2 separate regions of the Homo sapiens genome follow, and region 2 is linked to region 1. A link is a loop called in an ENCODE intact Hi-C map of the cell type or tissue named here. Cell type or tissue: chondrocyte. All regions are shown on one strand. Each heading gives the region's core, and the rest is flanking DNA. Links, peaks and the distances in the headings are about the cores only.

Region 1 (11,548 bases), core at 1,482-9,481:
CATGCCATTCTCCTGCCTCAGCCTCCCGAGTAACTGGGACTACAGGCGCCCGCCACCGCACCCAGCTAATTTTTTGTATTTTTAGTAGAGACGAGGTTTCACCGTGTTAGCCAGGGTGGTCTTGATCTCCTGACCTCATGATCCGCCCACCTCGGTCTCCCAAAGTGCTGGGATTACAGGTGTGAGCCACCGCGCCTGGCTGGGATTAGTTCTTCTTTGAATGTTTGGTAGAATTCAGTAGTGAAGCCATTGGGTACTGGGCTTTTCTTTGCTGGGACTTTTTATTACAGCTTCAATCTCATTACTTGTTGTTGGGCTGTTCAGGCTTTGGGTTTCTTCATGTTTCAATCTTGATAGATTTCACGTGTCTAGGAATTTATCTGTTTCTTCTAGATCTTCTGATTTATTGGTGCATAGTTGTTCATAGTAGCCACTAATGATCCTTTGAATTTCTGTGGTATCAGTTGTAATGTCTCCTTTTTAATCTCTGATCTTATTTATTTAGGTCTTCTCTCCCTTTTTCTTTGGCTAAAGGTTTGTTCATTTATTTTTTCAAAAAAACAGCTTTTTGTTAAATTGATCTTTTGTATTGTTTTCTTCATTTCAATTTCATTTATTTCTGCTCTGATCTTTATTATTATTTTTCTTCTACTAATTTTGGGTTTGATTTGTTCTTGGTTTTATAGTTCTTTAAGATGCATCATTATTTATTTGAAGTTTTTCTTATTTTTTTGAGGCACTTATAACTATAAAATTCCATCTTTGTACTGCTTTTGCTGTATCCCATAGGTTTCGGTATGTTGTGTTTCTGTTATAATTTGTTTCCAAAAAATTTTTGATTTTATTCTTAATTCATTCACTGACCCACTGGTCATTCAGGAGTATATTGTTTAATTTCCATATATTTGTGCAGTTTCCAAAAATCCTCTTGTTATTGATTTCCAGTTTTATTCCATTGTGGTCAGAGAAAATGCTTGATATTATTTTAATTTTTGGGAATGTTTTAAGACTTGTTTTGTGACCTAATATATGATCTATCCTTGAGAATGATCCATGTGCTAAGGAAAAGAATCTGTATTCCGTAGCCCCTGGATGAAATGTTCTGTAAATATCTATTAGGTCCATTTGGTCTATGGTGCAAATTAAATCTAATGTTTCTTTGTTGATTTTCTGTCTGGAAGATTGGTCCAATGCTAATAGTGGGGTTTTGAAGTCTCAAGATATTTTTGTATTGGGCTCTATCTTTAGCTCTAATAATGTTTGCTTTATGTATCTGAGTGCTCCCATGTTGGGTGCTACATATTTAAAATTGTTATATTCTCCTGCTGAATTGATCCCTTTATCATTATATAGTGACCACCTTTGTCTCCTCTTACAGTTTTTGTCTTGAAATCTATTTTGTCTGACATAAATATAGCTAACAATAAAAGAAAATAAACAGCCTGAATAAACAGTCCAGAAATAAACTCACACATATATGGACAACTGATTTTTTTTACAAAGGTGCTAAGAAAAGACAACTTTTTAACAAAAGCTAGAACAACTAGATATTCACATGCAAAAAAACCCCACAAAACCAATAACTTACATCTGTACTTTGTACTATATACAAAAATTAACTCAAATGGATCAAAGACCTAATTGTAATCCTAAAACTATATTTTTAGAAAGAAGCATGAGAGGAAATCTTTGTAAACTCATATTAGGCAAAGATTTCTTAGCTATGTCACCAGAAGCACAGTCTATAAAAACAAATTTGAGGCTGGCACGGTGGGCTCATGCCTGTAATCCCAGCACTGTGGGAGGCCGAGGCCGGTGGATCACCTAAGGTCAGGAGTTTGAGACCAGCCTGGCCAACACGGCAAAACCCCGTCTCTACTAAAAATACAAAAATTAGCTGGGCGTGGTGGCATGCACCTGTAATCCCAGCTACTCAGGAGGCTGAGGAAGGAGAATCACTTGAACCCAGAAGGCAGAGGTTGCAGTCAGCTGAGATCGTGCCACTGCACTCCAGCCTGGGTGACAGAGCAAGATGTCATCTCATAAATAAATAAATAAATAAATAAATAACAAAAATTTGATAAATTGGATTTAATCAAGTTAAAAACTTCTCTTCAAAAGACATTGTTATGAGAGCAAAAAGATAAGCAACAGTCTGGAAATGATATTTGGGATTCATATATCCGATAAAGGATATGTATCGAGAATATGGAAATCTCAAAATCTAATAATAAGAAAACAAAAAATCCCACTTAAAAGTGGACAAAAGAGTGGTACAGATGCTTCAAAGAAGGCAAATTAGAACATAAGATGCTCATTATCATTAGTTATCAGGGAAATCAAATTTAAAACCACAGTAAGATACCACTGTGTACTTATCAGAAAGGCTAAATGTCAAAAGACTGTCCATACCAAGTGTTGTTGAGAATGTGGAGAAATTGGAGCTCTCATCCACTGCTGATGTTGATGTAAAATTGTACTACTATATTGGAAAATAACTTGGCATTTCTCAAAAAGTTATACTTTATGATCCAGCCATCCTACTCTGAGGTGTTTACCCAAGACAAATGAAAGTATATGTGCATTAAAATATTTGCACACAAATATTCATAGCAGCATTATTTGTCACTCAACAGGTAAATGGATAAATTATAGCACATCCATACAATGGAATGCTATTCTGCAATAGAAAGGAACAGACTATTGATAGAAATGTGGTGCCTACCTCAGAATGAATCTTAAAATAATCATGCTGCAGAAACAAGACAGACAAAAAAAGAATACATGCTGTATGATTTCACTTGTATAAAATTCTAGGAAATGCAAACTAATCTGTAGTGACAGAAAGCCAACCAGTGAGGATGAGGTGGGGAGGGATTATGAAGAACAAGAGGAAAGCTCTGGGGATGAAGGAGAAGCTCACGGTCTTGGTGATGGTTTCGTGGGTGTAAACATATGTCAAATCTTATCAAGTTGTATACTTTAAATATGTACAGTGTATTCATGTGAATTATATTTCATAAAGCTGTTAAGTATAGTTGAGTCTTAATGAGGCATATACCAAAAACAACAAAAATTCTTGAACCTTGTCCTTGATCTACTGATACACATTACCTGGGAGGGAGGCTCAAGGCTGCAGTTTTGCAGTTCTGACACACACACCACCACTTGAAAGCCTCTGGTCCATGGAGCTGAAATTCCTCCCAGTGGCCTTGCCAGGCTCCCTTTTTCTCTACCTGCTTCCCATGAAAGCCTCAGGTTTCCCAGTCCCCATTTCATTCTCTGAGCTCCGGCCCACCCAGCTGTCTGAGGTTCCCTGACGGGCCCAGGCTCTTGGCCTCTGGGCCTTTGTAGCTGCTGTGTCCTCCCCCTGGAGCACCCCTGTGCTCTTCTTCAGTTGACTGGTTCCCAATGGTGCTTCAAAACCCTGCTCAGGAGGCACCACCTCTGGAACGCCTTCCGGACACCCCGCCCCAGGTTGGAGGCTCCATCTTTTCCACTAGCTTTCCCTGTGAACCTCTCCGAACTTTGGTTTCTTGATCTCTAAACTGAGCTTAAAAATAATGCCTACCTCACAGGATTGTTTTGAAGACTCAATGAGATAATGTAAACTTTTTAGCATAGTTGTTGGTGCATATTAGAATTCAACAAACAGTGGCCACTCTGGTGTGGCTGGTGCTATTATTATTCTCCATCACTCTTGTCATCTTCTCCTCCTTGTGTCCCTGGAGGCCTCTGAAAATGTCCCACAGAGCACACTGGTGGCTGCTGTTCAGTCACTTGTCTGCTTCCTCCCCTAGACCATGACTTCCCTGAGGACAGGGGTGCACCACAAGCATTCAGTGAGTTCAGTCCACAACACTTATTGAGCAGCCTCTGGGAGCCAGACCCTATCCCAGGTGCTGGGGACACAAAAATTAGGAGGAAGGCAATGAACATCAGAAGTGAAGGTGGCAGAGAGGTGCCAGAGGGGAGTGTTAGGAGCACAGATTTCTGAGCCATCTGCTCCATCACATGTAGCTGTGTGACTTTAGATAAGATACTTAACCTCTCTGTTCCTCAGTTGCCTCATCTGTAAAAGGTGGGGGGTAAATAATGCCTATCTTGCTAGGTTGTTGTATCATTTTCTTTTCTTTCCTTTTTTTTTTTTTTTGAGATGGAGTCTTGCTTTGTCTCCAAGGCTGGAGTGCTGTGGCATGATCTCAGCTCACTGCAACCTCCGCCTCCTGGGTTCAAGCACTTCTCCTGCCTCAGCCTCCCGAGTAGCTGGGACTACAGGTGCACACCACCATGCCTGACTAATTTTTGTATTTTTAGTAGAGATGGGGTTTCACCATGTTGGTGTGGCCAAGGCTGGTCTCGAACTCCTGACCTCAGGTGATCCGCCCACCTCGGCCTCCCAAAGTGCTGGGATTACAGGTTTGAGCCACCGTGCCTGGCCTGTATCATTTTATTTCATGTTAACACATAGTCTTGCTCAACTAGGTAATACTTTTTTTTTTTTTTTTTTTTGAGATAATCTCACTCTGTCGCCCAGGCTGGAGTGCAGTGGTGTGATCTCGGCTCACTGCAACTGCCGCCTCCTGGGTTCAAGCGATTCTCCTGCCTCAGCCTCCTGAGTAGCTGGGATTACAGGCGCCCGCCACCACACCCAGCTAATTTGTGTATTTTTAGTAGAGACGGGGTTTCACCATGTTGGCCAGGCTGGTCTGAACTCCTGACCTCAGGCGATCCGCCCACCTCGGCCTCCCAGAGTTCTGAGATTACAGGCGTGAGCCACCGCGCCCGGCCCAATGAGATAATATCTGTAAAACATTCAGAACAAAGGACACTGAGTATCCACTGGATTTGGCAGTTAGCAGTGCATCAGAGAGATGTGGAGAGAGCTGCTTTAGAGGAAGCAGAAGCCAAAGTGCAGGGATGGGGAAGTGAGTGACTGGAAGGGATGAGAAAGGGGAGTGGAGACAGCCCCCTGAGAGCTATTGGGCGCAACAAGAGAGAGGGTAGTTTGATGGAGAGGGCGTTATTGACAGGAAGGTGCCAGTAGGATGGGAGTGACTGCAGATACAGGAGAGACGAAGGAGAACAGAGTAAGGGGGCGGGGGCTGGACTGCCTGCATCCAGGTGCAAGGGGAGGTGAGGGGGGGGTCGGCAGGGAGGGAGGGGGCTCGTTCATACCTGCTGCCGGGGTGCTCTGTATCCTCAAGTGGAGCAAACTCATCTGTGGAGGGAGAGAAGAGTGGCGAATGGAGCGGGGGGGGGGGGGGGCTCCGGGAGGGCGGGGGAAGTGTGAAGTAGCTCTTAAGTGGAGTGGGGGAGGGTTAGAAAAGACGGTGACAGGCGGTGCTAAGCAGAGACCAGAATCTGGAAGGGTGCCAGGTTGTGGGTGTGGGGGAGGGGGCTGTTCCGCCGCAGCTGCAGCTACAGCCAGGAGGTGAGGGTGAGGAAGCTGGAGGGAGGCATGACTTTTGGAGTGGGCGGGCTCACCGGGAGGATGACCAACTAGATGGTCCAGATTGCCTGGAAATGGAAAGTCCCTCATCCCAGGAATGCCTGAGGCCAAACAAACCAGTAGAGTTGGTCACCTACTGCAGAGTGATGAAACCCTGGCCCCCACGGGGGTGAGCGTGCTGGCTTTGTGATCGGCGCTAGGATGCAGGCTGGGGGTGGTGTGGGGGTGTAAGGGTAGCCTGGACACTCAGGAAATAGGACTGGGGGGTTGGGAGGGAGGTTAAGGACCTAAGGGTGTCACTCACCTGTCTTCCTGGTTCCTGAATAGTGCCTGGCCTTCCACCAGGCACTAAATATTTTTCCAGAGACTGTGAAACCAGACATTCTTACTACTTTTAATTTTTGCCATAGTCACATAGCTTCTGCGTTAACGTAATATTCTTTAAAATCAGCTCTTTAACAAGTATGTCTAAAAGGAAACACCCTTTACCCTATATGGACAAAAAGAAACCACACAGAGCCCCACCACCAAGCATATATTGGCGGCTAACTGGATCTGCTGCTTGACAAGGGAACTGCGGTGCCCAGGGCTGCTGTCTGTCTGTTACCCTGGGAGATGAGTCGGCTTGAGAGAGGCATGGACGATGTGCTCGCACCCAACGGAGCCCTTTCTCCTTGAGCTGCTGAGAAGAATGGGGCTTGAAAGAGGGACAGCTTTGCTGTGTGACTGAATTCCATGTTCCTTTACTACCTGCGATCATCTTGCTTCCCTCACTTCGGAAAATGCTGTGATAAAGTGATTGAGACTATAGGTTCTCTTAGTGTTCTTAAGAGTCAATAACAGCTGTGCATTTATTATTTTATTTTTTCAGGCTGAGTCTTGCTCTGTTGTCCAAGCTGGGGTACAGTGGTGTGATTTTGCAGTGAGCTGCAGCCTCAACCTCTGGGGCTCAAGCGATCTTCCCACCTCAGCCTCCTGAGTAGCTGGGATTACAGGTGTGAACCGCCGCACCCAGCCTCAGCTGTGCGTTTAAATACCAAGATGTCATTTGGGTGGCATTTTTGGGGGGTCATGTATAGGCTTAGAGAATGTTGCAGCTGAAAAGATCCCTGAGGACTCAATTGATCTGACACCCCCCCATCTCTGCTTCCTTCCTTCCTTTTTTAAAGGAAGGGAAGTAGAAACTGAAGCCCACAGAGGGCAGAGACTTAGCCAGAGCCTCGGAAACAGAGCTGGGACTAACCCCCACCCTCCTAGCTCGGCCAGCAGACCCGGTTAGCTACTTCTCCCACTTTCTCCGCACTTGGCCTTCGGAGACTATTTTGCTGCTTGATTTCTGATTTCTTGTCAGCTGTGATTAATGAGGAAATCTCCTGCATACACGATTTTCAGCTGTACCCGGTTTACGGCAAACAGATTAGATCATTTAAGTCAGAATAATACTATTTAGCAAAGCTGGATTTAGAGCTGGCAGAAATTAAGATTAAAGATAAAAAAAATAGAGTGAGAATCATAGATCAACACCTGAAAAATCTTGCTGCCTGTACACATCCCTAATTGAGAAGTATGTGAAAGATTCCATCCGTGAAATTCAATTATCATGCAAGCCAGAGGAAGTGGCTTCCCTGGGGAAAAAAACCAGGCAGCCCAAATCAAAACAGCCCCACCTGTCTGTTTTCGTGTCAAAAGAGTGAGAAAGCCTGCCTGGCTGATGATGAAATATGGACGATATGCATCAACTTGATGAAAATGTCCAGGGGTCCCTTTCTATAATGGGATTATCTCTCGAGCTCCTCCATCAGAAGTTAGCCTGGAAAAACGTTTGAGGCTTCATAGATACTGAGGGCAGACTGGCACCTGCACCCCATTCCTGACACCCTTTCTCCCAGCTTCAGAGTGGGTGGGACTGGATGGAACTGGAAGACAAAAGGAGCTCTCAAGCCCTGAGCCCCTTCCATGGATGAGGGGCTTCTTAACTGGAGCAATCAGCAGGAAAATCTCACAACTGTAATGATTACAAATGAGCCAGTGGTAATTGACCCGCCTTTTAACTGCAAGGAGGGATGCAGGGTTGGGGCGGGGGTTCTTCAGCACTTGCTTTGTCTCTCGGATTCCAGAGAGATTCACACTGCAATCCTGGATCTGCAGAAGAGCTGGATGGAGTTTCTTTTTGGTTAACTGCTGTGCGTGGTCATGGTGGTAAATACAGGCTTATTCCCCTCTGGGGCTTAGAGGCGTACAATTTGCAAAGTGCTTTCACATTCATCAACTCAGAACATTCGACTCAGAAAACCCTGAGATAATGTTTCCCATTATACAGATGAAGAGGCGGAGGTTAAACGATTGGCTTCATCTGTTTGAAAAATCCGTGCTGGATTCCGATCTAATGTGTGTTTGGTGCTACGCTGGTCCATTTAGAGAAAGGCGCCATCTCAGTCTCTCAGGAGCAGGCATTCTGGTGGGGAGGATTAGACGCTGACTTATGTGATCATCACCGAAGGTCAAATGTGATAGGGCCATCGGGGAGGGGTGCTTAGGGAGAGGTCAAAGATGAAAAAGACTGCTTGATGGAGAAACCCTCCCCAAGGGCCAGGGCCAAGCCTGTCTCTACGGCAGTTGTAGCTCCAGTACTTGGCACAAAGCAGGTTTCAAAAGCATCAGTTGAATAAATGAATGAATGAATGAATGATAGTGGTGCCTCTTAAGATAGACCTTAAAGGATGTAAAGAATTTGGGGAATTTGAAGAAAAGCAAGTAAGTTGGGAATTATTACCGGGAGAATAGAGGAAGTAAATCGTAGGATATCAAAATTGCAATAATATTGGGTTTGCTGAATCTGTGCTGAGTATGAACAAGCTCTGGCTGATGTTAACAATGTGGTTTTGCTAATCCCTGCTGCATTGTCTCATGGATGGTGACAGTCAGGTCTCTCCTTCACACTCCTCCCTCTTCTCCCAAAGTCACTGGGAAAATTGCTTTGCAGACCATCTGTGCCTCTTTGAGTGACTTAGAGGTTTCAAATTAGTTTCTCCAGGTATTATTTTGAATTCTAGTGGCTTGCTCCAGATCAGGGCAGGACTAAGGGGAGAGGAGAGATGCTCAGGAGGGGGAGAAATATCTGAGTTTGATTGGAGACTCATGATATCTTTGGTGTACAATCAAAATCGGTGAAGGTGGTTCTTGATGTGAACTGTGTATTTTGAGTCCTCAAGGAACACTGCCTATCCCTGCCTGGAAGGAAGGGTCTAGTGTCAGGATAGACTCCCTGGTACTACCTGGGAGGAGCCCCCTCAACCACTCTCCCTGAACTGGAAGGGATGGGGAACATGGTGTCGTCTCCAGCTTGAGCCATAATGTTCACCTTTGTGATATGGGACAAGAGGGCCCTACAGGCTCAGGGTCATCATGAAAGGCAACAACTTTATAAAAGGGAAGAAGGAGTAAGGAAAACCTGCCTGTCCCTAATTATAGAGTTATCATGTCCAACATCTAACCTAAAAATAACAGTGGACTTGTCAAGCCCTGATCAGGAGGTACTTACTGGGAAAATCTGATAGTCACATTTCAGGGTGGGCTGGTTCTTCTCTATTTGTAATCCCTTCCAGGGCCATCCTCTGACTTTCTCCACCCTGCCCTGTCTCTGGGGGGCTGACCCACATGGATGGTATCATCTGGGCTCCTTTGCCCTCAGGCATTAGGTTGGGTTCAGTCCATGGGAGGCACTTGGGCGATCGGAGAAGGAGAGAAGGAATAGTCAGGGTAGCTCTTCCCTGCTCCCTTCTTGCTTTAAGATCATGTCATGGCAGGGTCTGGGTCCTTCTGTGACCATGGTGTGCCAGGCAGCCACAACCTTCACCTCCCAGGTTCAAGTGATTCTCACACCTCAGCCTCCTAAGTAGCTGGAATTACAGGCACATGACATCAAGCCTGGCTAACTTTTGTATTTTTAGTAGACATCGAGTTTTGCCATCTTGACCAGGCTGATCTCAAACTCCTGGCCTCAAGTGATCCATCTGCATTGAGCTCCCAAAGTGCTGGGATTACAGGCATGAGCCACTGGCCCCTGCCTCACTAGGCCCTGCCTCACTAGGCTCTGCCTCACTAGGCTCTTAAGAAGAGCATTCCAGGCCTGGTGCAGCGGCTCATGCTTGTAATCCCCGCACTTTGGGAGGCCGAGGCAGGTAGATCATGAAGTCAGGCATTCGAGACCAGCCTGACCAACATGGTGAAACTCCGTCTCTATTAAAAATACAAAAATTAGCCAGGTGTCGTGACGGGTGTCTGTAATCCCAGCTACTCGGGAGGCTGAGGCAGGAGAATCGCTTGAACCCGGGAGTTGGAGGTTGCAATGAGCCGAGATTGCACCACTGCACTCCAGCCTGGCCAACAGAGTGAGACTCCATCAAAAAATAAATAAATAAATAAATAAAAATAAATAAATCAGCATTCCTTCTCTTAGCCCCTTCAGGCCTAGGGGTGTCAGTGGCTCCCACTGTTGCTAGTGTCTGGGTGCCGCAACATCCTGCTTACACCTCTGTAGTGGTCCCTTCCTTCGAGTGTCTTCTTTGAATTGACTTATTTTTTCCTGCTAAGATCCTGCCTCATAGGTGCCTGGAGAACAGGCTCCTGCCTTGTTCATCTCCACAACCCCTGGGTCAGACTGCAGAGCCTGGGCTCCTACTGTGTAACAGGCAGCCAGAGTCCATCAGAAATTGGCTTGAAATTCTCCTATCTCTTGGGCCCTTAGGGTTAGGGCTGCTGCTTTGGGTGTACGGCGCCTGTTTCACTCCCAGGAGCTTAGCCTTGTGATTTCTAGAGATGCCAAGTATATTATGTGGCTCACATGGGGGCAGGTGAGAAAAGCTACTGTCAGTGAAGACAAAGACCTTACCCTGCCTTCAAGCTTAGCATGTCTAAGTGGAAGCAGGTTTCATGAGAGAAGAAACAATGAACTTTTAGGGTTGGATAGAGTTGGGTTCAAATCTTTGATCCTCCTCTTATACACTGGGCAGCCTTGGGCAGGCCACTTCTCTCTGAGTCCTCGTATGTAACTGGGAGTGACAATAGTCTCCTCACTCCAACGCCACCATAAGCATTACACATGGTCATGGACAGGAAGGGCTGGGATGGGGGCCTGGTCCTCATGCCCTTCAAGTGCGCATCCTCAGATCTTTCCCCTCTTGATGCTTGTAGCAGTTTCACAATCTCCACCTTCCTCGCTCCCCTACAAAATGGCTTTCATGATACTATATCCCCAGTGCAGCCTTTTGTGATAAGATGGACTCAAAGCCCCAAATTCCATTCCGAGGAAAAGCCAGTGCTCCCCAAGATCACTCTAAATCCCCAGAGGACTTTCCCCTGGTCACCTTTGGCTCTGAGTGAGTTCCCTTTCTGAATCATCTTTTTATCTCACCAGTGCTGTTTCTTTCCTACGCTGTTGTGGAGGTGGAAAATACAGCCCTTTTCATTATTTTCACAAAAATAAGCAGACTTTCCCCAAATAGAGTAAAACTTGCACTTGGCCATCATAGCCTCTTGGCCTCCAGAGCCCATTTCTTCCCCCTCCTCTCACCTCCTCCCAGGATTCCCCCTGGGAACTCCAAATTCTCACTTTCTTGCACTGGGGCTCTGCAGCTTTGTCCAGTCCCCGCTCTGGAATTTTGCAGGACCTACCTTTGCCTGCCTGGGTCTACCGAGTGTACACAAGAACAAAAGGGCCTTTAATCTCCCGGCTCCTCTCCCATCCGAGTGCAGCTGTGCCTGTGAACAATGACATTGTCCCTGCAGGACATACCCAGGGTGGGGCACCAGGTAAGGCCCAAGTGTAAAATTCCACGTGCTATCGACTCACCTGCCATCCTCCTCAGGAGGTTGGACAGAGGTGGGACAGGAGCTGCCCTCTTCAAACCCAGTCCCAGGTTCTAGTCCCAGCTCTGTGAATGGCTGACTGGGTGACTCCAGGCAGGCTGCAGTCACTCTCCCAGCCTCAGTGTCCCCACTGTTGGCTGAAGGTCTGGAGCCCCAGCCCTGAGAGGTGCCAGCCTGCGCCCTGGAGGCTGGCAGGCCGGCTGCAGTGCTGCCGTCCTGGCACGGGAG
Region 2 (11,548 bases), core at 2,103-10,102, 86 kb after region 1:
TCCTGAGATAGAGAGGAGGCCAGGAGCAGCCTGGGCCTTGTTCCTATCCCTCCTAGGGAATGTAATATCTTGAGTTAGGGAGGAACTGCCTGGGACAGTCCGGGCTCTGTTCCTCTCTCCCCTGGAAGCAGGATGTCCATCAAAGCTTTGCCCAGTGAGTCCTGTTGCCCCTGAGGTCTATAACCCAGAGTGGGCTGCCTTTCGGGGTCTCTCAGGTTTTATGCAAAGTGGGAAACGTGCAGGCAAGACCCTATCTACCCCATGCAGTTATCTTGAGCCTTGGGGTACCAGCTTACAATGAATCCTAGGTTTCTCTTGTCCCTTGCTGCCTACCTGTAAGTAATAAACTTGTTGCACGTGAGTGTGTTCTGTTTCACCGGACTCGGGTGTTGGTAACACTGCAGTCCAAGATGCAGTGGGAGGAGTGCTTGGACTCCTGTTCCTGGTGGTTGGTGCAGTGATGGTCTCTGCTGCCCTCCATGCAGTGGGAGGCCTCCCTTGGGGCTAATTGTTAGTGAACCTGCCTCCCAGTCATCTCCTTCCCAGTGTTTAGTGTTGCCAGGCTTTCCCCGCAATCTGGCAGGTGCGAATGGCCTGTTATTGTTGTTTTAAACTCCCCTGAGATTTATACAGCTATTTTCCTTGAGATCCTGGGCAGGGATTAAGTAGGAAGATGGTATTTAGGGGCTGAAGGTGGACACTGAAGGTGCCCTCACTGATCTTGACTCTAGGTTTGTCCAGGGTCAGATGGTGGAGGAGGTATGCAGGAGCCTCCTATCTGCTTTAAGTAATTCTGTGTTTCAGGAGGTGAACACCAGAAGGTATTTCAATCTTCTTCACCTGTCTTATCATTAGTGGAGTGTCCTCTCAGATTTAAGCAGAAAGTTTTCTGTCCACCTGAGTCATCTGTATGCCTGCAAGCAATGCTGTGGCTTCATGGTTCCATTAGTGAAAATTTGTAGTTGGGGTGGAGGAGGGTACTATCAATTGCCATTTAAAACTGGAAATGTCATTTAGAAATATTTGAATTTTTTAAAATGTCCAAACCACACCTATCACCTTTGTGTACCTGTTCTTTGTGTTTTAAATATGCATCTCATAGACACACTCCTGCTTACTTAAGTCCTGAGGGTTTTCAACTTTCATTTCAACCTTCACGTGATGGTTAATTGTATGTGTCAGCTTGGCTGGGCCAGATAGTTGGTTCTACATTATTCTGGGTGTTTCTGTAAGGTCAGGGGTGGGGTTTGGATGAGATGAACATTTAACTTAGTAAAATGAGTAAAGCAGATTGTCCTCCATAATGGGCTGGACTTCATCCCATCAGTTGAAGGCTAGAATCAAAGGCCTGAAACAAAGGCTGATCCAAGTAAGAGAAAAGTCTCCTGCCTAAGGGCCTTCAAAATAGGACAGGACATTGGCTTTGCAGATTTTAGACCTGCTAGTCTCCATAATTCCATGAGAAAATTTCTCACAATAACTCAGTCTGTCTTTCTCTCTCTCTCTCATTAGATAGATATATGATAGATTAGATAGATAGATAGATAGATAGATAGATAGATAGATAGATGATAGATAGATCGATAGATCGATAGATGATAGATATAGATTAGATATTTCTCCTTGTTTCTGTTTCTCTGGGGAACCCTGACAAATACAATGGGGAAAAACAGAAAAGACCCAGAAATTTGGCCAACAAGGCACTGTCACGTGGCATAGGTGTTGCAGGGCCCCTCAACCCACCCGGCTGATGTGCCTGGCACAGGTGGGCATACACCTTGGCCCCTCTCTGCTTCCATTTTCCTATCCCATTAAAGAGTGGTTGGACTGGATGGTCCCTGCAGACTCTTTTAATTCTAATGTTCCAGGTTCCTTGAGATGCTGAGTTACTGAGAAGTGAACACAGCCAAGCCTCTACACAATTTCCACCTTCTGAATTGGCATGGGGAATGTCCACTCCAGCACCCCCACCAAAAAAGAGGTTAACAGCAGATGTTGGCAAGGATGTGGGGAAATAGGCAGGAGAAGGCTTCTAAACAGAGGGAACAGCATGATCAAAGGCACAGGGGTGGGAAATTGCTCACTGGATTCAGGGAAAGGAGTGGCCTAGGGGTGGCGGGATCACTAGGTGTGTAGAGGGAGGAATTTTGAGGTACGCACAGCCCTTTGTGGTTTCCAAGGCCCTTTCACGCTCTTCTCATAACCACAGCATGAGATCAATATTTTTTAATGCTTATTTTACAGAAAAAGAAACTGAGGCTCAGAGAGCAGAAGCTACTTTTCTAGGGTCATATGGCTGGGAATCAGCAGGGCTGAGATTTGAACCCAAATCTATCTGTGCTTTTCCTGATACCACAGAGCTTTAGAGGCTGTATGACTGACCATACCTAGAAACCTATTTTGCATTTTCCTAATGACAAAGGCATGTGCTATTTGTTAGACTAGCCATACAGTTGTTCTGATTCCACTGTCAAAGTGGGGGAGAAACAAATCCATCATCACTTCATCCAAGGCATTTTTATTTTTATTCCCTCTTCTGCCAGCCCCCTGGGGAGCCTGGCAAGGGAGGCATATTTTGATTCTAACTGTGCTGTGTACATCCGTGCCCGCCTGCATGTGCACAAGGTGAAGGAGAGAGTATAACTTTATTCTCGCTTGGGGGCAACTGGTTATGTCTGGAAACATTCGAACATCCCATAAAGCTCATTTCTTTTGCAAATGAGTCAGATAACACAGAATACTTCAAAGTGGAATTCCGCTGGGCTTTCCATCTGGCTGGCCTCTGGGGGAATGCGTGGTGCACTGCCTTTGTTAATCAGGTTCTGGGAGTTTGAATTTTATGCTGAAATACAAATAACTGTGCGTTTGTGGGGAACAAAGCCAAGATATGATCTCAACTGCATTTGGACCGAAATTCCCATCTCCTGCTAAATGCTCTCTACCTTCCACATGGAGAGCAACAAACCCTTTCTTGCTCCAAGCAGCTGTGCTCTTTTATCCCCTGCATCTAGGAAGGCAGGCGTGGTTGAGGCATGGCTGCTCACCCTGTGGCTGATTGCTGTTGTCTGTGTGAGCCTCGCTTTCCTGTTTGCATGCACTCCTATAGGCCCCCACAGTCTTCAGAGTCCAGTTCCCTGGACAGTCCTGTGAACTGGATTGCTCCAGTCCACCCTCCTTCTGGTTGGAGAGGCTGGGCAGCTTAAGATGACATTTCCCAGATGCCCTGTGGTGAGAATCATGGATGGGAAGTAAGTACCATCCATTGGGTACACTCGTATGAGTTTTGCAAATCAGAAGTGCAGAAGCCCCACTTTCCTGACCCCTGCTTGCTGTTCTTCCAGCAAGCAAGGCCACAGAAACACAGTTTCCCTGCAGCAGGGTTCCCTGTCCATTTTCCAGCTTGCTGGTACCCAGAGCCTTTTGCAGCAGCAGCTGCAACAGTGGAAGTTTTAGCTTTTGTATTCAAGCAGAGCCCCAGTGGGTTCTCAGAGGCATTAGCAACCCCAGTGGTCAGTTTTGTGCAGTCCTGAGAGTTCTTCCTGGAGCCAAGTCCTTTAACCCTCCCAATGACTGGGTAAGCACCCATGCCCTGGTTAAATCCTTTCCTGCCTAAGGAGCCAGTGGGATTTGTGTTCCCTGCGTTGAATCTGCTTGATACACCCCTAGCCTGGCTTTGATAAGAAATTCAGTCTCTTCCTAAATACAGTCATCTCTCTGAATCCAAAGAATGGTTGTGTCTATACTGAACACATACAGACTTTTTTTTATACAGTCATAATTCCCTAAACAATACCGTATAACAACTATTTACATCTCATTTACATTGTATTAGGTTTTTAAAATAATCTAGAGAAGATTTAAAGTATAGGGGAGGATGTGTACAGGTTATATGCAAATACTACGCCTTTTGATATCAGGGGCTTGAGTGTCTGTGAATTTTGGGATTTGTGAGCAGGTCCTGGAACCAATCCCCCAGAGAGCCAGGGAGAGCTGTGCTGCTTAGGATTTTTGCATCTGGGGTGGAGGTGGGGAATTTACATGTCATTGTCTGCTATCTCTTGTTCCAAAATTCCATAGTAGCTTCCACTCTGCCACCTTTGGTTGCCTCTTCACTATGTGTGTTAGTCAGGCTTCTCCTGAGAAACAGAGTCAGTGTGCGTGTGTGTGTGTGTGTGTGTGTGTGTGTGTGTGTGTGTAGAGGGAGAGAGATCTATTTTAAGGAACTGACTCACTCAAGTGTGTCCCCTCCCTCCCAGCTCCAGCTTGGGTGCTGCCCCTGCCTAGCTGAGGCCTCCACGCCGTGGCTCACCACATAGAGACACAGGTTTCTCCGTGTCTCCGGATCCATGGGATTTCCTTGATCGGCTCTGCCCCTGTGGATTCCTGGTGAGTCATGGCATCCTCTTTGCCTCCATTGCTCCCAATTATACAACAGAATGGTGGGTGCAGCCAGGCTCCTACCAGGACCCTGGGGCTTTTCAGGGGACCCTGCACCTGGGACCCTCCAGAAGCTTGGATTCCAGAGACCAGCTTCAAAATGAGACTCATGCCCACCAGAAGCTTTCCTCACATGGCCAGCCTGGGCTCCCACGGCAGGTTCTGGAGCCCTCTGATACATCCCTGTCTTCCTCTTCTGCTCAATGGCACCGACAGGGCAAATATGAGAGTCCCTGGCTCCTGTGAGCAGCCTTAGCTTCTGGGAGACTCCAGCAGCCCCCTCCAGAGTGGCTCAGCCAGCAGCCTCTGCTCAGTTCCCTTCAGGACAGCTCCTGGCAGCTCCCCTCGGCTTCCATTGGCTGAGGTTTCTTCCTCCTTTGCAGTGCTGGGCAGGACTCTGGGCTGCTCACCACCCCTGGGAAAGGAGCAAGGGAGTGGCCAAGCTGTCTGTGGGATGCGGCTTCAGGAGAGGGCCCACCACGAGAGAGCCAGAGTCACAGCCGGCGGCTCCATCAGAGGGCTGGACCCCTAGAGTGGGCTGGGCAGAGGGCTGCTCTCCTGCCTGCTCGTGATGTCTCTCAGTTCTGCACTCATTCTATTCCTCGTGCATCTTTGCATTCTGGTCTCAACAGCTCTCACGGTAGCATGTTGACTTCCCTGCTGACGCTATTGGTGGGTGTACAAAGGGCAGCCTGGCCTCATACCACCCACTGCACTTTGCTCAGCACTGTCAACACGGACACTCAGAGAGTAAGAAGGACCCTGCTTCTGCCCACAGCACCTTGGGGGCTTTCTCCAGGAGTCCCCTCCCTGTCGCTTCTATCCTGAGTCAGTCTTGGGGTTACCAGGGAGCAGGAAGCACACAGCACAAGGACAGAATGAGTGAAGCAGATGAAAGCCACTTGTGTAGCACCTGGCATCATCATAGGTGCTCAGCACTGAACCAGCAGGGGCTGGGAGGCAGAGAGAGAACCACACCACACACCCAGCTCCCCGCCTCCCAGGTCACGGCTCCGTTTTCTGTTGGGCCCTGTGTGCCTCACTAATGTCAGCATTTGCCAAACGGTGAACTGCAGAAATCACGTCAAATGTACATCTGACCCTAGATACGTGGCATCCCCCTACCCATGGCAAGCATCTTCTTGGTCTATTTCTTGGCTCAAGGAGTCTCTTTATGCCTTAGCACCTCCTTAATGGCCCAAGGTTCTAGACTTCTGCAGACAGCATGGCACTGCCTCCCCTTCATCAGCTCTGTGCTACTTCCAGCCCTGGCCTGCCTTGAGGCTTGAAGAGGAAACCCTGGGAGGCCCCATGGTGGAAAACGGAGAGGAATGGGCCAGGCCGAACCCTGGGCTTCTACCTCACTTTGCTCTGCCCAGCTGTGGGAACCCAGGAAGGTCACAGCTCAAGCATCAGTGTCCCATCTGCCACCGGAGAGGTTATGGGTCTCAAATGCCAGCCTCTGAGGCATTTGGTCCCCTCACCTCCTGGACACAAATAGAAAACTCACTGAGTCCTGCTTGCATTTACACACCGAGCTGGTCTTGTGATGTCTCCCCTTAGCATGGCTTTGTTCAATGTCCCTCTGCTTGTCACAGTGCCACTTATTATGCTCTGTCTAGACTGCCTAACAAGGCCGGGTGCAGTGGCTCACACCTGTAATCTCAGCACTCTGAGAGGCTGAGGCAGGCAGATCACTGGAGGTCAGGAGTTTGAGACCAGCCTTGCCAACCTGGTGAAACCCCATCTCTATGAAAAATACAAAAAATAGCTGGGCGTGGTGGCGCATGCCTGTAATGCCAGCTACTTGGGAGGCTGAGGCAGGAGAATCACTTGAACCCGGGAGGCAGAGGCTGCAGTGAGCCGAGATTGTGCCACTGCATGAGAGAGTGACAGTGTTGCAACAGTGAGAGAGACTCTGTTGCAAAAAAAAAAAATTTTAATAAAAATAAAAAACTGCCTCACAAAACTGAATGCCCAGGACGGGGAAGGTGTTGCTGAGCAGACGCCCTGTGGAAAGGCCAAGGGTGTTACTCAGCCATGGACACAGTGAAAGTGGGTGCCACCCACAACCATTCCCAAAGCTTGGCTCTATAAATCCTGGACCCCTGAGCCATCAATTTGAACACCCATGTATTTATGCCAAAGCATCCTTCCCTTTTCCAGCTGAGCTACAATACGAATTCAAGACTCCTGGCCATCTCCATATACCCTCTGCTTCAGAGACATTATTAAGCTACTTATAATTAGGAATAATAACGCCTGCAGATGCATTTTAATACAACCCACAAAAGGAGCTGTGTGGGTTTCTTCGTTCCCCAGCACGAAAGCAAACAACTCTTCCCCTGTTGTCTAGATCCAACTGCTTCACTTTCCAACAGCTGCTCTGACAGATGAGGGACAGGCAGAAGGTCAGAGTGAGCTGACCGACTTCCAGGCACAAAGGACAAAAGGATCTGAAATGTGGAGGGACTCATTGGAGGTCCCCGGCAGCTGGCTGAATTGTCTGGCTCTACACAGTGGGGAAACCGTGAGAAAGAGGGAGATGTCTCCTTTCAAACCTGGGCACTGGAACTTTCCTGGCTCTGACATCATCTTTTTTCTTCTTCTTTTTTAGTTTTATTTTACTTTAAGTTCTGGGATACATGTGCTGAATGTGCAGGTTTGTTACATAGGTATACATGTGCCATGGTGGTTTGCTGCACCCATCAAGCCATCATCTAGGTTTTAAGCCCCATATGCATTAGGTATTTGTCCTAATGCTCTCCCTCCCCTTGCTCTCTAACCCCCAACAGACCCCGATGTGTGATGTTCCCCTCCCGGTATCCATGTGTTCTCGTTGTTCAACTCCCACTTATGAGTGAGAACATGTGGTGTTTGGTTTTCTGTTCCTGTGTTAGTTTGCTGAGGATGATGGTTTCCAGCTTCATCCATGTCCCTGCAAAGGACCTGAACTCATTCTTTTTTATGGCTGCATAGTATTCCATGGTATATATGTGCCACATTTTCTTTATCCAGGATTATAAATCATTCTACTATAAAGACACATGCATACATATGTTTATTGCAGCACTTTTTGCTTTTTTACAATCAGCCTGCCAGAGGCTGGTCCACAGATTGTGGAAGCAGAAAGTGACCTTCCTCTCATCTGGTCCAACTCCCTCATTTTGGAAACTGAGGCTTGGAATGAGGAAGAGATTTGGCTTCAAATGTCAGTAGCCAAAGACTGGGCCCAAGGTAATTGAAATATAAATAATGCAATGATCATCTGCCCTCCCAGCATTCCCTCACGACAGCACCCAACTCTAGCTTTTGATGAAGGAGCCAAGACCCAGAGAGGTGGCATCATTTACCCCAATGGCATCGTATGACCAGCACAATGAAGGAAACCAAAGGGGTATTGTGACTTTTCCTCCCTCTTTCCCCTCCTTCTTTTGTTCTCTCCCTTCCCTTTCCTTCCCTTCCCATCTCTTCCTTCCTTCTCCATTTTCCTTCCCTCCCTCCAAACTTGTCTTTCTCTCTTCCTTTCTTTCTCTTCTCCTTCCTTCTTTCCTTTCTCCCTTTATTAAAAAAAAAAAAAGGTGTTCTTTTTCCATCCCACAGATTGGATGAAAAAAAAAGTTTAATGCATTTCAAAAATATTCATGCTCAAGGATCGTTCAAGACATCTGGACCTTTTAAAAAGTTGTTACAATTTTAATAAATAGGATGTATTTTAAAATATGTGAAAAAGACATTCCATTTAGTTAAGATCAGAAACTCGTTAAATTGCCTTTAAGATCATTTCTCTATTATATTTTTAACCAAGGTAAATTTCTAAGGGTTTTCGTTATATTATTTCCATATCGTTCTCCATAATCACATACATTTGATGCTTTCTAAAGCCTTCATAAATATCACTGAAAATATTTGTCCCTTTTTGTATTCTAAGTATAGCCCACATTCAGCAGACTTGTAGCAAACACACATTTAGGCAAGAGGATGAGGAGTGAGGAAACTAGATCCTGATGTCAGACAACTGAGCTGAAACTGGATTCCGGGACTGAGTGTGTGCCAGACCTCATCCAGGTGTGCAAATATGGAGGTATGCCTGGTCGCCACTCCAAGAGGCTTGCAAACTAAAGGCTCTAGGGACACGTGAATAAAAGGAGGAAGCAAGTATCCCAGGTGCTGTGAATCTCTCGAGAAGGGTAAGGGGCTGCTGAGGCAGGTCAGTTCCACTGGCGGCAGCCGGAGTGCAGCCAGAAGGAAACGCTCAGAGGTCCATGCAGGAGTTTTGCCAGAACCTTAAAACAAGTAGGCATCGGAAAAGGGCAGTGCAGGCAGCAGGAGCCACACAGTGGAAGGCTTAGTGGTATTGAAGAGCGTCCTGTGTCTAGGAGATAGCATGTGTCTCCCGTACAGGACTGGAGCCTAAGATACAGGCACAGGGAAAGGGATGAAGCATGGGGAGACTGAAACACTGATATTACGCACCTGAGCTGACACTCGATGCCAGCACTCAGATTCCCTGGCCATTCTGTTTTTTTAGCGAATCAAAATGTCCTGATCAATGTGCACCCTATTTCCCTGTGATCTGCACCCCCAGGGGCCTCCAAGGAGCAGATGGTGAGGATGGGTCAGTACTAAACCCCCGCCTGACCTGGCAGGTCCAGTGCCAACCACCAGGCTGCCAGTCAACGAGCAGGTCCCTACTCCTCTCTGGACTTCCGTGACCCCATCGGAATAGTGTAAGGCTCTTTTCAAAACCTGTCAGCTCTGACAGTCTCAGCTCCAGGATTCAAAAGTCAATGCAGGCCAGGCGCTGTGGCTCACACCTGTAATCCTAGCACTTTGGGAGGCTGAGGTGGGCAGATCACTTGAGAAAAGGAGGTTGAGACCAGCCTGGGCAACATGGCAAGACCTTGTCTCTATTAAATTAAAGATTAAAATAGAGTTTACAAATTAAAAAATGTCAACACAAAGTAAACTTTATACTTTGTGAGCTGAGCAGGTGGCCAGCTTGCCGCCCAGCTGCTCAGCCTGGCACCAATGGCTTGTCCTGCACCAGTGCTTGGCATGGGGTCAGGAGGACAGTTTGGGAAGAGTCTCCAGCAGACCGGCGTGCCTGGTCTCACAGATGACTTCCCAACCCCGTGCCAATGGGAAACCAACAGAGGCAAGTGGCCAGGGTGGAGAGCCTGGGAGGCAGAGCAGGTGGCCCTGGCACAGCAGGTCTGGGTAAGTCATGTCTGGGCATTGTTCTGGGGGCTGTCGGGCTGCTGGAGCAAGGGAAGGGAACACAGGCATGAATGTGTTCAGTGCACAATGGGAGAGGGTCTGGTAGGGGCAGGGGCACTGGATCAGGCCAGCTTTGCAAAGCAAGATTGCTGCCTGCAGACTGGACAAGGGACAGGCAAGGCCATAGCCAGTGCCCAGGTTCCCCGCCCTGCAATGTGGCTGCAGGAAGGATGGTCCACCAGGCAGGAGGAAAGGGGCTGAGGGACAGAAATTTACCTGTCAGAGGATAAGGAGGCAGGGGGCAGTGAAGATGGTAAGCTGATGGAAAGGGAGGTCATATCCAAGTTCTGTCATTGACTCCCTGAGTGACCCTGAACATGTCCTCCTCCTCTCTGACCCTCAGTTTCCTTGGAAACATAATGGGGATAATTGTTACTGGTTCTGCCTTACCCACAGGAATCTTGTGAAAAGACAAAATAATGAGCCAGATAATGGATGTTCCAGGGCTTGTAAATGGTCAAGGCTGGGCTAAGCCCCTGCCGCACTTGGCCTCATGGAATCCCAGCCTGTAGTCAATTCACAATTTCTCTGTGGCAGGATTGAGTGGCGACAATAGGTTGTGGAGGACTGTGTGTGGCTGTGGCCTATCTTGAAGCGGTATTTCCATGCCACTCATCAGGAAAAATTGGGAAAGACTTTAAAATGGGCAAAACATGATCACTAGATGTTCTTCTAAAGCATCCTTTTGGGTTATCTGCTCCTTTAACTGTTTTCAAGCTATCTTACAATTTTATATGTTGTAGACAACTGATAGCAATGCAAATAATTCCAGTCCATAGAAGTACAAATGAATTGGCCGTGTGCGGTGGCTCACGCCTGTAATCCCAGCACTTTGGGAGGCTAAGGCGGGCGGATCACAAGGGCAGGAGTTTGAGACCAGCCTGGCCAATATGGTGAAAGCCCATCTCTACTAAAAATACAAAAAAATTAGCCGGGCGTGGCGGCAGGGGCCTATAGCCCCAGCTACGTGGGAGGCTGAGGCAGGAGAATCGCTTGAACCCGGGAGGCAGAGGTTGCAGTGAGCCGAGATTGTGCCACTGCGCTCCAGCCTAGGCAACAGAGTAAGACTCCGTCTTTAAAAAAAAAAAAAAAAAGCACAAATGAATTTTACCCACTGGAGATGCAATTGCTTATTGCTCTGGGGATGTTGATGACATTTGTATCTATTTCAACATTCTTGATTGCCTACTTGTGCAGTTCTGTGAATTCTCCTTTGAGTGAGTTGTAACAGCGGATGGATCCCCTCATTTACTGAGTTAAATGAAGTGTTTGATACATGTTCTTTTTATATTTGAATCATTGTATTCATTTTCTATTGCTGCATAACCAATGACCATACATTTATCAGCCTAAAACAATACCCATTTGCTTGTTTGCGGTTCTGTAGGTCAGAAGCCTGAGCATGGGATGACCGTGTCCTCTGCTCGGGTCTGCTGAACTCAAGGTGTCAGCCAGGCTGCACTCCATTCTGGAGTCTCTGAGGGAAGAATCCACTTCTGAGTTCATTCAGCTTGTTGGCCAAATCCACCTCTTTGAGGCTGGAGGGTTGTAGAGCATTTCCTTTTCTCTAAGGCCCACAAAGCAACCTCTATTCATTCCTTAACACCCAACTCAAATATCAGGTCTTTGGGGAACCTTCCTTCAGCAGCAGCACAGCACAGCAGTGGGAAGAAAATGGGCTTTGAAGTTCATTGGAATTTTGCTTCTGCCATTTTCAAGCTGAGTGGCCTTGGGCAAATTATATAAGCTCTCTGAGCCTTTGTTTCCTCATCTGTAAACCAAGTACAATGCAGTCTTCGATAGTAAGTGCATCTGACTGACTGATAAGCAG

What was found. A loop is a pair of places that touch in the nucleus more often than their neighbours do. Peaks named below come from ENCODE experiments on the same cell type or tissue, not always from the same donor. Only the 100,000 strongest peaks of a DNase experiment are listed, where the experiment ranks them.
Region 2: it touches region 1 in a loop (2.0-fold over the local background); 3 of 110 quality-filtered maps call a loop at or near these places.

What each region holds. Positions count from the first base shown.
Region 1 is chr9:38,221,807-38,233,354 of GRCh38, forward strand. LOC107987064 (a long non-coding RNA gene) reads right to left here and starts at 5,241. Exons shown (of 2, transcript XR_001746667.2): 1 at 5,179-5,241. RefSeq lists a silencer at 5,246-5,540. In chondrocyte, for the core only: no CTCF peak of the experiment used is centred there; a DNase peak (open chromatin) is centred at 5,460.
Region 2 is chr9:38,306,768-38,318,315 of GRCh38, forward strand. LOC107987065 (a long non-coding RNA gene) reads left to right here and starts at 9,356. Exons shown (of 3, transcript XR_001746670.2): 1 at 9,356-9,657. RefSeq lists enhancers at 4,148-4,706, 9,637-10,136. In chondrocyte, for the core only: no CTCF peak of the experiment used is centred there; no DNase peak of the experiment used is centred there.